Regions from separate parts of the Homo sapiens genome. Here region 2 is linked to region 1. A link is a loop called in an ENCODE intact Hi-C map of the cell type or tissue named here. Cell type or tissue: IMR-90. All regions are shown on one strand.

The links. Peaks named below come from ENCODE experiments on the same cell type or tissue, not always from the same donor. Only the 100,000 strongest peaks of a DNase experiment are listed, where the experiment ranks them.
Region 2: it touches region 1 in a loop (5-fold over the local background); 7 of 110 quality-filtered maps call a loop at or near these places.

Annotation. Positions count from the first base shown.
Region 1 is chr11:68,444,257-68,452,256 of GRCh38, reverse strand. LRP5 (LDL receptor related protein 5) reads right to left here. Exons shown (of 23, transcript NM_002335.4): 22 at 5,724-5,821; 23 at 2,982-3,448. The coding sequence ends at 3,187. Among named protein-coding and RNA genes, the nearest start is that of PPP6R3, 12 kb to the left of the region's middle. RefSeq lists enhancers at 4,070-4,673, 4,674-5,278, 5,279-5,882 and a silencer at 4,937-5,006. In IMR-90, a CTCF peak has its summit at 4,859 (motif pointing right); no DNase peak of the experiment used is centred here.
Region 2 is chr11:68,310,887-68,318,886 of GRCh38, reverse strand. LRP5 (LDL receptor related protein 5) reads right to left here and starts at 6,296. Exons shown (of 23, transcript NM_002335.4): 1 at 6,082-6,296. The coding sequence starts at 6,172. LOC124900302 (a long non-coding RNA gene) reads right to left here and starts at 5,438. Exons shown (of 2, transcript XR_007062749.1): 1 at 1-5,438. RefSeq lists enhancers at 1,613-2,280, 3,349-3,848, 4,560-5,434, 5,435-6,310 and silencers at 5,732-5,801, 5,812-5,971, 6,162-6,361, 6,382-6,671. In IMR-90, no CTCF peak of the experiment used is centred here; a DNase peak (open chromatin) is centred at 3,916; H3K4me3 peaks cover 2,307 bases; H3K27ac peaks cover 1,857 bases.

The DNA.
Region 1 (8,000 bases):
AAGTGCTGGGATTACAGGCGTAAGCCACCGTGCCCGGCCTGTTCAGGTTTTGGATTTCTTCATGGTTCAATCTTGATAGGTTGTATGTGTCTAGAAATTTACCCAGTTCTTCTAGGTTTTCCAGTTCATTAGCATATAGTTGCACATAGTTGCCTCTAATGATCCTTTGAATTTCTGTGGTATCAGTGGTAATGTCTCCTTTTTAATCTCGGATTTTATTTATTTGGGTCTTCTCTCTTTTTTTCTTAATCTGGCTAAAGGTTTGTTGATTTTGTTTATCTTTTCGAAAAAACTTTTTGTATCATTTTGCATTGTTTCCTTCATTTCCATTTCATTTATTTCTGCTCTGGTCTTTGCTTTTTTGAGACAGAATCTCACTCCAGTTACCCAGCTAGAGTGCAGGGTGCATTCATGACTCGCTGCAGCCTCCACTTCCTGGGCTCAAGTGATTCTCCCACCTCAGCCTCCCAAGTAGCTGGGGCTACAGGCACACACACATCACCACATCCAGCCTATTTTTTTTTTTTCATATTTTTAGGAGAGATGGGGTTTTGCCATGTTGGCCAGACTGGTCTCAAACTCCTGAGCAGGTAGGAGTTGAGCCACTGTGCCCATGAGCCTGGCCTGTTCTGATCTTTATTATTTCTTTTCTTCTACTAATTTTGTGTTTGTTTTTCTCGTTTTTCTTTTCTTTTCTTTTTTTTTTTATGACAGGGTCTCGCTCTGTCACCCAGGCTGGAGTGCAGTGGCACCATCCTGGCTCACTGCAACCTCCACTTCCCGGATTCAAGCAATTCTCCTGCCTCAGCCTCCCAAGTAGCTGGGGCTACAGGCACACATCACTACTTCCAGCCTTTTTCTTTTTTTTGTTTTTTTGTATTTTTAGGAGAGATGGGGTTTTGCCATGTCGGTCAAGCTGGTCTGAAACTCCTGGCCTCAGGTGATCTGCCAGTCAGGCCTCCCAAAGGGCTGGGATTACAGGTGTGAGCCACCACACCTGGCCTAGTGTGTTTTTATAGGTAAAGTGTGTTTCTTGTATGCAAGAGATGGTTGGGTCTTGTTTTTTGATCCATTCATCCACTCTTTTTTTTCTTAAGACAGGATCTCACTCTGTCGCCCAGGTGGGAGTGCAGTGGCTCCATCTTGGCTCACAGCAACCTCCGCTTCCCAGCCTCCAGTGATTCTCCTGCCTCAGCCTCACAAGTAGCTGGGATTACAGGTGCGTGCCACTACCGCCTGGCTAATTTTTGTATTTTTAGTACAGATGGGGTTTCACCTTGTTGGCCAGGCTGGTCTTAAAACTCGTGACATCAAATGATCCATCCGCCTCAGCCTCCCAAAGCGTTGGAATTACAGGCGTGAGCCACCGCTCCTGGCCCACTCTTTTGATTGCAGAGCTTAGCCTATTTACAGTCAATGTTATTATTGATAAGTGGGGACTTACTCCTGCCATTTTGTTGTTTTCTGTTTGTTTTGGGTCTTCCATCCCTTCTTTTAGTGAAAGTGATATTTGTATTTTGTATTGCTTTTTTTTTTTTTTTTTTTGAGACAGAGTCTTGCTCTGTTGCCCAGGCTGGAGTGCAGTGGCACAATCTCGGCTCACTGCAGCCTCCGCCTCCCAGGTTCAAGCAATTCTCCTGCCTCAGCCTCCCAAGTAGCTGGGATTACAGGCGTGCACCACCACGCCCGGCTAGTTTTTGTATTTTAGTAGTTGAGGTTTTGCCATGTTGGCCAGGCCGGTCTCAAACTCCTGGCCTCAAGTGATCCACCTGCCTCAGCCTCCCAAAGTGCTGGGATTACAGGCATGAGCCACCGTACCCAGCCTATATTTTGATTATTAAATGCACTGTCACCCAGCAACAAGCTTGACTGTTTTCTGACCTCCCTCCACCATGCTGAGGGAAGTCAGGCCCTTCTCCACTGATGCGATGTGCATTTTCTCCCTTCCCTCTGAAGACGGCTGTTCCCGCCTGGCCTTCAGGACACGAGAACAGCTCAGCTTCCCCACCGAAAATGCCTAGATTACTGTCTCCTTCCACGGACTGGGGACCCTGCAGAGGCAGTGACCAGGCCTTGTCTGTCTTCTCCAGCACCGCAGGGATGGGCCCACAGCAGGCGTCAGGTGTGGCTTGCTGACTGTTCCTGTGAGGACCCAGGGATTCCCTCCCTGCCAGGGGCACGTGGTGTGGCAGAGTGGGCTCAGCAGCCCCATCCAGCGAGTCAACACGCAGTCATGGGGCTCCTTGCCCTCAGGAAGAGCAGCAGCCTTGGGCTGGCACAGAGAGGTCAGATGGAAGCCAACACAGGTTCAGAAGAGCCCAGAGCCCAGGCATATATTCTGCAGGGCCCAGTGAAAAATGAAGGCACAGTCCCCTTCTTAAAAGTGACTAAGAGTCAGCTGGGTACAGTGGCTCATGCCTATAATCCCAGCACTTTGGGAGGCCGAGGTGGGCGGATCACGAGGTCAAGAGATCGAGATCATCCTGGCCAACATGGTGAAACCCCATCTCTACTAAAAATACAAAAATTAGCTGGGCGGGTGTGGTGGCGCGCACCTGTAGTCCCAGCTACTCGGGAGGCTGAGGCAGGAGACTCACTTGAACCTGGGAGTCGGAGCTTGCAGTGAGCTGAGATTGTACCACTGCACTCCAGCCTGGATGACAGAGAAAGACTCCGTCTCAAAAAAAAAAAAAAAAAAAAAAAGACTAAGAATCTGAGGAAGACGAACAGCAACAGCGTGATGAAGCCCAGGGCCCTTTCTGACGGCACAGGCCACACGCACATAAAGCCGGCCCGGCCTGCAGCTCAGGGATGCATCCCAGGGGAGATATCCACCTCTGCCCAAGGCCCCAGCCCTTCCCTGCAGGAGCCGGACAGAGGGACGCCCGGGTGCAGGAGGACTCTCATGGTGGTCCGGGGGTCGGCATTCCCTCCACGGGGACACACAACTCAAATGCACACAGGGCACGAAAGAATGGCAGTTCTGTTTTACAAAATTAAGTTTATAAATATTTCTCCACTGTACAAAGTTCTCCCAGCCCTGCCCACCCCATCACAGTTCACATTTCTCATGTTTTTAAAATCCCAATTATATTTATTTTTTAAATCATAAAATATATTTTTTTCTTTGTTCATATTTAAAACTATTTACAGGGGCACAGAGAAGCCAGAGTGGCCCGGCCGAGGTCAGGATGAGTCCGTGCAGGGGGACGGAGGGGGCGGGAAGAGATGGAAGTAGCTCCTCTCGGTGGCGGGCGAGGGCGGGCAGCTGTCCTCCGCCGACAGGTACTGGCTGTGGGGCGTGGGTGGGGGTGGATAGGGGTCTGAGTCCGAGTTCAAATCCAGGTAGTACTTGCTGGCCTTCCAGCGGCTGGCGCTGTAGTCGCTGTCACACACGTCGGTGCTGCAGGGCGTCGTCGGGGGCGCCATTCCTCGAATGATGTAGGGCCTGAAAGGGACACACACAGAGGAGTGGGATTCGGTAGGCACATCCGCCCTGGTGGGCACAGCAGCCCCGGGGCTGTGAACGGGAAAGGCCTGTCCACTGGCCAGCTCCAGAAGATGCAGGCCGGACTCTGGACCCACCCCGCTGTGTCGCCAGGGCTCATCACTTACCCTCTCTGAGCCTCAATGGTCCCACCTCTACCATGGGCATGCCCGCACCTGCCCTGCAGCCTGCCAAGCCTGGGCCCTGGCAAGGCTGCCTCTAAGGAGAACGAGGCCTCTAGAGCCTGCTAGCTGACCTTGGCCAGGAACTTACTTGACCTCTTCGAGCTTTAGTTTCTCATTGATAAAAGTGGGGATGAAATAGTACCCATTTCGAAAGTGAAGGATACATGAGATTCTGCCTGGAAGGTGCTAGAAACAGTGTCCGACAAAACAGGAGACTGGACAACTGTTCACCTAACACTGTTACTGTAAATGTTGGCAACCGATAGGGTTTGGCTGTGTCCCCACCCAAATCTCATCTTGAATTGTACTCCCATAATTCCCACGTGCTGTGGGAGGGACCCAGTGGGAGATGATTGAATCATGGGGGTGGTTCCCCCCATACTGTTCTCGTGGTAGTGAATAAATCTCACTAGACTTGATGGTTTTACAAGGGGAAACCCCTTTCGCTTGGTTCTCATGCTGTCTGTTCCCTGAAGCCATGTAAGATGTGACTTGCTCCTCCTTGTCTTCTACCATGATTGTGAGGCCACCCCAGGCAGGTGGAACTGTGAGTCCGTTAAACCTCTTTCCTTTACAATTACCCAGTCTTGGGTATGTCTTTATTAGCAGCGTGAGAACAGGCTAATACAGCAACCAATGGGCCCGGAACACTTCCATCCTGAGTTCAAGCAACCTGACTCGCAAGATGGCTCCTGACCTCCCATCCTCCCAGAGGCTACCTGCACCCAACTGTGGCCCAGAAACGCCGCATCCCACTGTGTGAGTTCAGACTCGGAACTGTGGTGTGTTTAGGAGCCCCCGTCCTGTCACAGAGGGGCCTGCAATGGGTGGGAAGGTGCAGCCAACACCGGGTGTTGAGAAAAGTGCAGCAGGACAGGATACTCCTCTTGGGGCCCAGCTGCTGTGAGGTCAGACGGCGGGCGGGGGGAAGATGTGTCCGCGGTGGGCCCAGAGCAGGACGGGCATGAGCAAAGGCAGGAGGTGGGACGAGGAACTAGCGAGACTGGGCTGCCCAGTGTGGATGTGACCATTCTGGAGACAGTGGTCTGTAAGGCTGTGGGACAGACTGTGACAGTTTGATATAATACTGAGGCATCAGGGAGGTGGCCCGACCCGGAGTGGGGTGGAAATGGAGGCTGCAGTTCCGGCTCCCCAGCCAGGCCTGGGAGTTCGTGGAAATGGCCACTAGGTGGCAGGCGGCACCACACTCGGGAGGCCCTGCTGCTCCAGGGACCCAAGCAATGAGGAATGCGTGGTCCAGAGGTGTCCTGGCCCAGGCCCAGCCTATCCCACCCCTTCACCTGCGGGGGTGGGGCCTGGTGCGGCTGGCGGGTGGGCCACGTTGCCTGACACCACTGGGTTAAAGGTCAGGAGGCTCACCCTGCCCATCCCAGGCTCTGATCCAGCCCCTGCGGAGACCAGCACACCTGGGTCCCACCTCTCCACACTCTCAGTTGCCCCTCCCCAACCAGGGAGGTGGGGCCTGTGACCCCAACATGGGCAGCTCGGGGGGCTGGTGTCCAGCTGAGCAGCCCCGTTGGCTTCCCGGGCTCAAACAGGCCACTGTGGCAAGTGAGCAGCCCGGACCATCCTGGTGACGTCACACGATTAGGGGTCTACGGTGGGTGCTGCAGCAGCCTTCACAGACTTGTCCCATCCTAAGAGGACAGAGCCACCAAGAGGGGGCATCTCAATGGCTAGGTTTCCACAGCCGGACTCAAACACACAGTCAGACTCTGGAGCCCAAGCCCCCGGCCCCTCGACGCCACAGCCATTTCCCAGCTTAAAAGTAACCCCCATAGGAGCAACTTGAAGAGCAGCTCAGAACGTGGAGTTCTGCTGATTTCTGAACCCAACATGCAGTGCCCGCTGAGCTTGTCTGGGGAGGCAGCCTAGTGTGGTTGGCAGAGCAGAGGGAGGCAGGGCTGGGCCCGGCACCTGCCCACTAGCACCCAGAATACCTCCCCTCATCAGTGGCATGGGGATTAGGCCCCTCCACCACGGGCTGGCGGGAACCCAATGGCCATGGAGGGCTGCAGGGGATGTCCTACCTGTACGGTCTCGCAGTGGCCGGAATGTTTGAAGAGTAGAACATGTCCATGTTGTACAGGGAGGGGTCCGTGGCCGGGGAGGGCGGCGGGTTCAGGATCTGAGGAGAGCCAAGCCAGGGTGACTTAGAGCCTCGCCAGCCTGGGCATTCCTTCCTTCCTCCCACACCCCTCGGGCTTTCCTTGCAGAGAGGGCTTCTGGCCCCCCTGCTTCCCAGGACCCCTTCCTCTGGCCAGTTGGCAAAACCTGGGGACAGGAGGGGAGGCAGCAGCCACCTGCCCCGAAGGTCATCTCAGTGAAAGGCAAAGGGAACCCAGGCACTTTTGGCCCAGGTGCCCGCGCCCTTCCAAGTACCTGCCTTGTGACCAGATGCTGGGCTGTGAAGGCGGGGACAGGACTTCGGCCAGTTCCCTTTGTGGCTGGCCCCCAGCAGTAGGAGATGTCCCCACAGGCCCTGAGTGTCCTCCACACCAGTTAGCACCTCACCAGGCTCCTCAGGGACCTTCCCAGGAACTCTCCTTCTGACCTTTCCTCCTGCCCCTCCTCCCTCCATCACACACAGTCTAACTCCTGCAATGACGCCCTTGTTCCGAACACTCAGGGGCTCTGCGTCCCTGCTGAAGCCCTGACACAGAAGTCACCACGCTGAGGGAGGGGCCACAGTCCCACTCCAGACAAAGGCACCCCCTTCACAAGGGCCTGTGCTGGCACCAGCCCCAAAGCGGGGATAGTAAATAGACAAATTCACCACGTGAACGTGCCCCCCAGGTCCAGGCAGCACACAACCAGCCCTACAAAGGGAGGAAGGGACCAGGGGCCCTGGGCCCACACACCCACACAGGTCTGCACCTTCCACAAGTGCCACTGACGGCACCCCAACCCAACATGCAGCTTCCCAAAGGGTGTAGGGCTTATGTGGGTCTCCAAGGCCATCCTGGAAAGCATACAGCCAGATCCGAGCCCCTGCGGAATAATGGGAACAGAACTGTCAGTTATGCCCGAGGGACTCAGTTCTCTCAGGCCCCCTAGGGTGGTACAAGAACACTGCCTTTCACGCCAGACAGACCCGGGTGAAGTCCTGTTTTACCACCTTCTGGCTGCAGCAGGATCCCTGGGGAGGGAATTTACCTCAGCCTCAGTTTCTTCAACTTTAAAATGGGCTTGACCTAGCACTTTGGGAGGCCGAGGCGGGCGGATCACTTGAGGTCAGGAGTTCGAGACCAGCCTGGCCAACATGGTGAAACCTCATCTCTACTAAAAATATGAAAATTAGCCGGGTGTGGTGGCGGGCACCTGTAATCCCAGCTACTTGGGAGGCTGAGGTGGGAGAATCCCTTGAACCCTGGAGGCAGAGGCTGCAGTGGGTTGAGATCGCACCACTGCACTCCAGCCTGGGCAACAGAGTGAGACTCTGTCTCAAAAAATAAATTTAAAATTAAATAAAATAATAAAATAAAGTAATAAAATGGGCTCGAGAAGGCCTGCTTCCTGGGGCTATCCTGATGGCTGGTGAGTAGCCTCTGGGGAGTGGCCAGGCCCTTCCCCTGCCCTTTAGGAAGCCGCACTGGGCCCTGCTCTTTCTGGAGAGGGTCCTCTTTGGCCCAGAGAGCCAGTCTGGGTATTCCTCAGGATTTGACCCCAACGTTGAGAGGGCATGAGACTGGGGGCACTGGGGAAGATGCTTCAAAGCAGAGAGCAGGCAGGGAGGCAGCAGAGAGGGCTTCCTACAGCTGCCCAAGCCCCAGCCTATGGGGTCTGTTTCCACCTCTTCCCATGAACTTGACCAGGCCTGGTTTCTCTCCTACATCCCAAGGCAGTTTGAGATTCTGCCCAAATCTGCACTGGGCAGACTTCTGGCAAGATCCACCAGTGCAGCGCCTCGGCAATGTCTCAGATGTCCCGTGAACCACGGCCAGGCCCTATTCAAAGAGGACTGGATCTCGGCCCAGGGTGGGGGGTGGGGGGTGGGGGCTGGGGAGGCCACTCGGCTCATCTGCTATTCCTGCGTTGTTGTTGTTTTGACTGAGTCTCGCTCTTGTTGCCCAGGCTGGAGTACAATGGCATGATCTCGGCTCACTACAACCTCTGCCTCCCAGGTTCAAGTGATTCTCCAGCCTCAGACTCCCGAGAAGCTGGGATTACAGGCATGCGCCACCACACCCAGCTAATTTTTTTGTATTTTTAGTAGAGATGGGGTTTCACTATGTTGGCCAGGCTGGTCTCGAACTCCTGACCTCAGGTGATCCACCCGCCTTGGTCTCCCAAAGTGCTGGGATGAC
Region 2 (8,000 bases), 130 kb after region 1:
GCCCTCAGAAGGTGAGTGCCTCTCAATGCCCCACAGGGAGGCAGGGAGAGGGCTCTGAGCCCTGCAGGGCCCTGGATTCTTGCAATGGGGTGGAGTGGAGCCTGTGCCGCCCCCACCAGGCACCTTCTCAGGAGAGGAGCCGTTGTCATATCCTTGAAGGGGTCCTTGAGCCCCTCAAAAGGCTAAAAACCACTTTCCTCCTTGAGTGAACCTTCACCTCAGTTTAACCACAAGAAAAACTACATTAAGGCCCAGCGCAGTGGCTCATGTCTGTAATCCCAGCACTTTGGGAGGCTGAGGTGGGTGGATCGCTTGAGCCCAGGAGTTCAAGACCAGCCTGGGCAACATAGTGAAACCCTGTCTCTACAAAAAACAACAAAATCAGCTGGGCGTGGTGGTGCACACCTGAGGTCCCAACTACTTGCGGGCTGAGGTGAGAGGATTGCTTCAGCCCAGGAGGTAGAGGCTGCAGTAAGCGGTGACTGAATCACTGCACTCCAGCCTCAGCAACAGAGCAAGACTCAAAAAAAAAAAAAAAAGCAGGCCGGGTGTGGTGGCTCACGCCTGTAATCCCAGCACCTTGGGAAGCCGAGCGGGAGGATCAGGAGATGGAGACCATCCTGGCTAACACGGTGAAACCCCGTCTCTACTAAAAATGCAAAAAATTAGCCGGGCGTGGTGGCGGGTGCCTGTAGTTCCAGCTACTCAGGAGGCTGAGGCAGGAGAAAGGCGTGACCCTGGGAGGTGGAGCTTGCAGTGAGCTGAGATCACACCGCTGCACTCCAGCCTGGGCGACAGAGCAAGACTCCATCTCAAAAAAAAAAAAATTAAATCTCAAAAAAAATTACATTAAGGCAAACTAAAAGATGTTTAAAATATATATATTAAATTAAATACACTCCAATAGAGCAAATAAGAAAATACCCAGAAAACACAATCCCCGCACCCCCAGGACAACCTCCCAGGGGGTCCACAGCAAGAGACCCCAAGCACGAGAGACAGAGAACAGTGTCCCTGTGGCGGAACCTCTGGCCCATCAGGCTCTATTAGAAAATAAGGCTCTTGCCACTGAGAGAAAGAGGCACAGTCGCCCAGCAGCCACGGGCTCTGGCACACCACGAGTCAGGCCAGCAAAGTGTCAACTGCCCCCTACAAGGTGACAAACTAGGACAAACTGGAAACCAGAGGCTGGACCTGGAGCACAGGGACCACCACATGGGGCTGGGGAATGGGCAGGGACCTCAGAGCGCCACCCACATGCCTAAGAGCAGCGCGTATGCGCATGCCTCTGCATGGCTTAGGGACACAGGGAGCTCCCCCCACCCCCAACCCAGGAAGGCAGCCCCCACTACCCAGGTAGGGAACGGATAGGACCAGCACCCCGTTCTGCTCCTAACTCAGGGCTCCAGGCCCCCTCGGGGGCAACCAGCACAGAGCTCAGACCCCAAATATCTTCACCCACCTCCTGGTCCCCATCTGGACAAGGGTGCTGGGGACTGGCTCTCAGTCACACCCTCGGGGTACTCTTCAAAGGACAGCTGGATGCCCCAGGGCAGGAGCTTTTGGCCCCCAGCTCCCTCACCCCAGACACCAGCTCTTGGGACCCCACCAGCATGGGCAAGGTGGACACCATCGTCCCGATTTTGCAGATGAGGAAACTGAGGCTGAGGGCTGGCACACGGCTCTCCAGAGCTGAAGAGAATGCAGAGAGCAGCCGGAGCCAGCCGGTGGGTCCCTGAGGCCGGCTCGTAGCAAGCCACAGCTGCCTCCGCCCATCACACTTGGACCTCACTGGCCCCAGGACAGCCCTCCAGGGCGGCCTGGCACAGAGCCCACACCCTGCTGCTTCCTGAACAAATAAGTGAACAAGGCCACCAAGCCGAGGACCTGGATGTAGCCCCGGCTCCCGCCAGGGCCTCCCCAACAGACTCCCCATTTGGAGAGCGCATTAAGTGTTTCCAAAGCCTCACAAACCACAGATGTCCGGCTGTCTCACGGCTTCTGTAACCTGAACTTGGCCCTCACTCTGCCCTCCCAGCACTCCTCTCAGGGCCCAGGCCCCTCCTCTGAGATGCCAGCACTGACTCCCCAACTTGTCCCCATCACCTGGCTCGTTCCTGAACCTCGGCAGGAGAGTCTCAGGCCAGATCCTCCCACCAGCCACCTCCACCAGGATGCAGGAGGCATGAGACCTGCTCGTGCCGGCTGGGAGATGCAACCAACCAAGATCAATCCAATCAGCGGATGAACTGACAAATATAATGTGGTCCCTCCACACAATGGAATATTATTCAGCCACAAAAAGGGCTGAAATAGGCCGGGCGTGATGGCTCACACCTGTAATCCCAGCACTTTGGGAGGCCGAGGCCGGCAGCTCACTTGAGGTCAGGAGTTCAAGACCAGCCTGGCCAACATGGTGAAATCCCGTCTCTACTAAAAATACAAAAATTAGCTGGGCGTGGTGGCGGGCACCTGTAATGCAAGCTACTTGGGAGCCTGAGGCAGGAGAATCACTTAAACCCAGGAGGCAGAAGTTGCAGTGAGCCAAGATCGCACCACCGCACTCCAACCTGGGCAACAGAGCAAGACTCCATTTCAAAAAAAAAATAAAAGGCTGAAACACCCATACGTGGTACTACTTGGATGACTCCTGAAAACGTTACAGTAACCAAGGAAGTCAGCCACGAAGACGCATTGTAAGATTCCCTTCATGCAAAATGCCCAGAACAGGCAGAACCACAGAGGCAGAAAGTCGACTGGTGTTCACCAGGGGATCCGGGGAGAGGGAACGGGAAGTCACCGTGTAATGGGTATGGGTTTTATTTTGGGGTGATGGAAATCTCTTATAACTTGATAGAAGAGAGGGTTGTAAACACTGTGAATGTACCAAATGCCTGCCTTCTATACTTTAATATTTTATATTATATAAGTTTCACCTCAATTTAAAAAAAAAACAACTCGACACCTTTCACCTAGGAAAGATCTGGCTTTAGCTTGCATTTCCTGTAACTCCTGCCTAAAGCCTTCCAGAAGCTTCCGCTGCCTTGTGGATCACAACCAGACTCCACAGCATGATCTGGCCTCTAAGGGCCTCTCGCAGGACACCCCGAGGGTGAAGGAGCACCCGTGGGCCCACCTCTGCATAGCTGCAAAGCTTCTTTCCCTGTCCTCCCCTCTACATGGGAAGCTCTGCCCGCAGGGGCGGGGCCTTATCTGCCATTCTATCGCACTCAACCCTAGCACTTCACTCGGTAGCAGACACCAAAGCAAAACAGCAACAGCATTATACCGGGCCAGGTGCACGTTAACTCACTGAATTCATGGTAGGAAGGATTCTATTCCCATTTTACAGGTGAGAAAACTGAGGCACACAAAGGTAGCATCAGCTTCCTAAGCCTCCCAGCACAGGAAGCGGCCAGGCTGGAATCAGACCCTGGGCGCAGGGGCTCTGTCCACAGTGCTAACTAACTACTCCTGCCCCCGAGGGCTGCAGCGGTGAGTGAGTGAGTTTGTCAGTGGACTGGATGTCCAAGGTCATACAGGAAAAATCCAGACTATTGTAATAACAGCCTCTAGACCGGCTGGGGCCAGAAAGATCGAGGACGCTGACACACAACTGCGCTCACTGCAGCTCTGCCAGGGATGGGGCTAAAGGTCTCACACAGGGCAGTTAGGGCTCCCCATAGCCTGGGAGAGGAACGGGGTGAGATAACAGAAACTAGGTATGGTGCCCGAAGTCAAACAGCCACTGAGCATGTAAACCCAGGTGGGTCTGACCCCAAACCCCTCCACCCCCATCAGCCCTGCAACCCGTCGCTGCAAGGGAGAAAGCAACTCAGAGGCCTCACCTGCCTACATCCCCCACCCGTGTGTGTGAGTTCTACTAAATGCCTGAGCAGTGACACAGCACGGCTGAAATTAAACGGGTTCCAAAAACGACAGGAAGCACGAGGTGAATCTCCCCAGGAAAGTGCTGAACAAATGCTGGATCGGGTTCACCGGCGAATTTCTTGGAACTGAAGAGGGGAGCTAAACACACGGGGCCCTGCTTTGGAGGGGACTCTCTCAGGGTGCTCCACACAGCACTTGGTTAACCCCACTCAGCCCTTCTGGGCTCTCCCAGAGGGCCCGGCCTTGGCCTTGGGCATCTACAGGAGGAACCTCCAGGGGGAGAGGGGGTGCCTGGACAGGCCGGCCCTGGAACAAGCACTTGGGCCCCGAGGAGAGAGGACTAGGGCTTGGGAGCTGGGGAAGTTCTCAGCACTGGGACCACTAGAACAAAGCCATTTCCGTGCGTTCACAGCTTCCAATTGCAACAGGAAGCAATCAGGAAAAATAATTAGCGGCCCACTTACTGGCTTCGCTGAGGTCCGAGGCATGTATTTCACACAGTAAAACCAGGGATATAACATCAAAACCGTTCTGCAGAAAGATTCCTCCCTTTCCTTCCATTTTAGGCCTGGATCACCACATTCACTGGGGCTCCCAGGCCTTGCTGCCTAATGTTAAAATAATCAACTCTATTTTTGCCTCACACACAACTGAACTCTACAGCTATAATTCTTTCTCCTCAGGGGCTCGAACCACATGGACGACAGGCATTTGACTCCAGCAACATCACCCCAAAACGTGCACAAAACCCAAAACTGCAATGAGGTGAAAGGCAACGCGGTCGGCCTAGAAACCCCCCCTTTAAAACAAACAGTTTCCCCAAAACCCCTTTTGCCTCCTTGACCCAGGCATTTCCGGAAAAAGGAGCGGCGCTGGCCTGTACTCCCCAGATACTGTCGCTGTTTTGTCTTCACCTTGTTTTGCTAGCTCCAGACAAGGCCCCACAATGTAAACACGCTCCTGAAAGAGGCAGATTTGGGGTGAAACTGTCCATAGAATCTCTAGGCTTGGGTCAGAGGCAGGAGGACGTGAAACAAACTCCAAGCTCCTCCTGTTCCCCGCTGTCCCCCACACCTCCAAGCAGAGGCTGCAGCCTGGGGGATCTGACTACAGGGCCACCCCGCTGCACCATTCACACTGGAAATATTCAGGGAGACAGCTGTTTGCCTTAAGGAGGCCCAGACAAAGGGGCCCGAGGTCCTCCCCGCTAAACTGCCACAAACAGAACAGGAGCCGCGGCGTGCACAGGCACTTGCGGCCGTGCCACTTGGCCAGCCATACTCCAGAAAAACAAAACACGCACATCCGAAGAGAATGATTTAGGTAGCAAGAGGCTTGCTTGAAAAACCACATGGCAATCTCCAAATTAAAAGAACATGTGTAGCGTTTCACGACTGCTTAAGTTTCCTGAGTCCTCCTGACCTCAACTCCACCCCCTGGGAAACACCAAAAGTTGGAGAGAAAGTTCCCCCGCCCTACCTCTCCCCACGGGAGTGTACAACTGAGGCACAAGCCTGCCTCCCCCACTGCCCCGCGATCTGGGACCACGTCACCTCCGCGTAGCCGACCCGGGGATGGACACTATCTGGGGACCCGGCGGCCACACGGGGCATTCGGGTCGCCCGGGCACCTGGCAGGTGTCAGTCCGCTTGGAAACCCACAGCCACGCGGCTCACAGGAGCAGCGCCACCGGCCAGGCCGCCCCGCGCCCGGGCTCAGAACTTTCTCGCTGCAACTTCAGCCCGTCCTCGGAGCACGCGGGGCGGCCGCGCGGCCGCTGGAAACAGGCTTGCGAACCGGCTCCCCGGGCCAGGCCCGCCTCCGCGCCCCAAGTCCCCGCTCGGTGCCCGGCCCGGGCCACACGGGCCCAGCGCGGGCTCGGCTCGGCTCCCGGCTTCCCGCGGGCTCGGGCAGGTGAGGACCCGCCCGCGCCGCACCTGGCGGAGCGGGCGCCCTCCTCGCCAGCCCGGGACGCAGCGTCCCCGGGGAGGGCCCGGGTGGGGAGACAAAGGGCCCGCGCGTGGCGGGGACGCCGGGGACGGCAGGGGGATCCCGGGCGCGCGCCCCAACTCGCTCCCAACTCGCCAAGTCGCTTCCGAGACGGCGGCGGCGCCCGCGCACTTGGCCGCGGGGCCGCCCGGGCCATTGTCCGAGCAACCCGCGGCCCCCGGCCGGCCTGCGCCCACCTACCCGCGGCGGGGGCCGGGCAGCCGCACAGCGCCAGCAGCAGCAGCAGCAGCAGCAGCAGCGGCCACGGCGGCCCGGGCGGCGCTGCCTCCATGTTGTCCGGCGGCCGGACGGGCCCGCGCCGCGCTCACTCGGGCTCCATGGCGCGGCGGCGGCGGCTCCTCGCGCGGCTCCCGGCGCCTCCGCCTCCCCCCTCGGGCGCCGCGGACCAGGACGACGGGGAGGAGGGAGCTGGGCGCGCGGGAGCGGAAGCCGCGCCGCGTCTCCGCCCCCCGCCGCCGCCACCCGCGCCCCCCGCACCGGCCGCGCCCTCCCGCGGGCGCCCCCCGGAGCCGGCCGGCGGCCAGGCGGCCCCAGCGGCGCAGGTCCCCGCGGCCCCTCCCCGCGCTCCCCGCCCTGCCCTGGAGGTGCCTCCGGGAGGCTTGGCGCGGGGTTTCCGCCCCGCGGGGCCCGGCGGCCGATCGGGGCCCGGAGCCAGGTGTGTCACCTGTGGAGCCTCTATGAGTGGGGAAACTGAGGCACGGAGCAGGGCGGGGTTGCCCAAGGGCACACAGCGAGGCAGTTTCAGGGCGGGCAGCCTGGGGCCCCACGGGGCGGCCCCGGACACTTGTTCTCACCTGTGGAGGGCAGAGAAGGGAACAGGGAGAGAAGTGGCCGGCTGGGAGTGGAGGTGGGTTTGAGGTTTTACTGTAAACTAAATGTGTACCCTCTACCTTAGTTATGAATTATGAGACACGAAGACTGCGAAACAGACACACTCCTCTAAAAGTGCCTCTAGGCTGACAGGGAGAAAGTCCCGCCAGGCTCCCAGACGCCACCTTTGAGTCCTTCAACAAGCCCGCCAGGGCCTCTTGCCCACCGGTGTCAGCTCAGCCACTGAACCCTCCAGGAAGAAGACGTGCTGGTAGGAGAAGAATCTCACCCAGGCACAGCCTGGAAGGGGCACAGAAGGGGCTCTGGAACCAGCAAGCCCAAGTTGGAACTCCCAGTCTGCTACTTTCTAGAACGACTGTGCCCTTGGCGGGTCTAAGTAGAACCTCTCCGCGCACTCTTTCCTCCTTTGTAAAGTGGGGACAGCAATGGCCACCTTGCAGGTTCAGAGAGGGCTTGCAGTACCTCACAGAACTGAGTGCCCGTGAACGTGTGTGTTCCTCCAGATTTGTGACAGCTTTGCCAGGCTGGAGTCAGGCTGAACGCCTCTGCCCTCATGGGGTTTATATTCTAGGAAGACCAACAAAAACAAGAAGACGGAAAATTAAAACAACAAAAGCCCCATTGACAGGCCATGAAGAATGCCATGAGAAATGAAGGGCGTTGTGCTGCAGTGTTTGGGGAAACTGGCTTAGGGAAGGAAGGACACTTGAGCTGCTACCAAGGAGCAGCCGTCCGGTGGGAGGGCAGTTCAGGAAGAGCAGACATCCACGGAGGAGGCGCTGGGGCAGAGGGCAGCCTGGTCGCTGGATTCGGGGGAGGAACCACATCAGGCCATGAGCTGGAGCTGGTGGTAGAAGGTACAGGAGAGGCCAGCCAGGGCCAGCACATGTCAGACCTCAGGCGGGGAAGAGGAATCGAGAATGCACCCCACGAGCAATGGGAAGCCAGGCTAGGATTTAAGCAGCAAAAATATTTTCCCTTCTTCCACCCTGCATCCAGCTCTACCAGCACAGCCTGGGGTTCTATTTTCAAGATAGAAGAGACCCAGACTCCCAGCTCTTCTTACACTTCTACTACTGCCACCTGTCACCCACTCATGCGTCCCCACTTGCAGCCTCGACCCCCTTCCACCTGATCTCATGGCAGCCAGGGAAGCTCCAGGGCTCGTGAGGGCTGCCATCTCAGGAAAGAAGCAAAAGCCTTCGGCACCTGCAGGGCCTGCTCCAACCACACTTCTTCCTTGACCTCTCAGCTTCCTTAGCCACTCC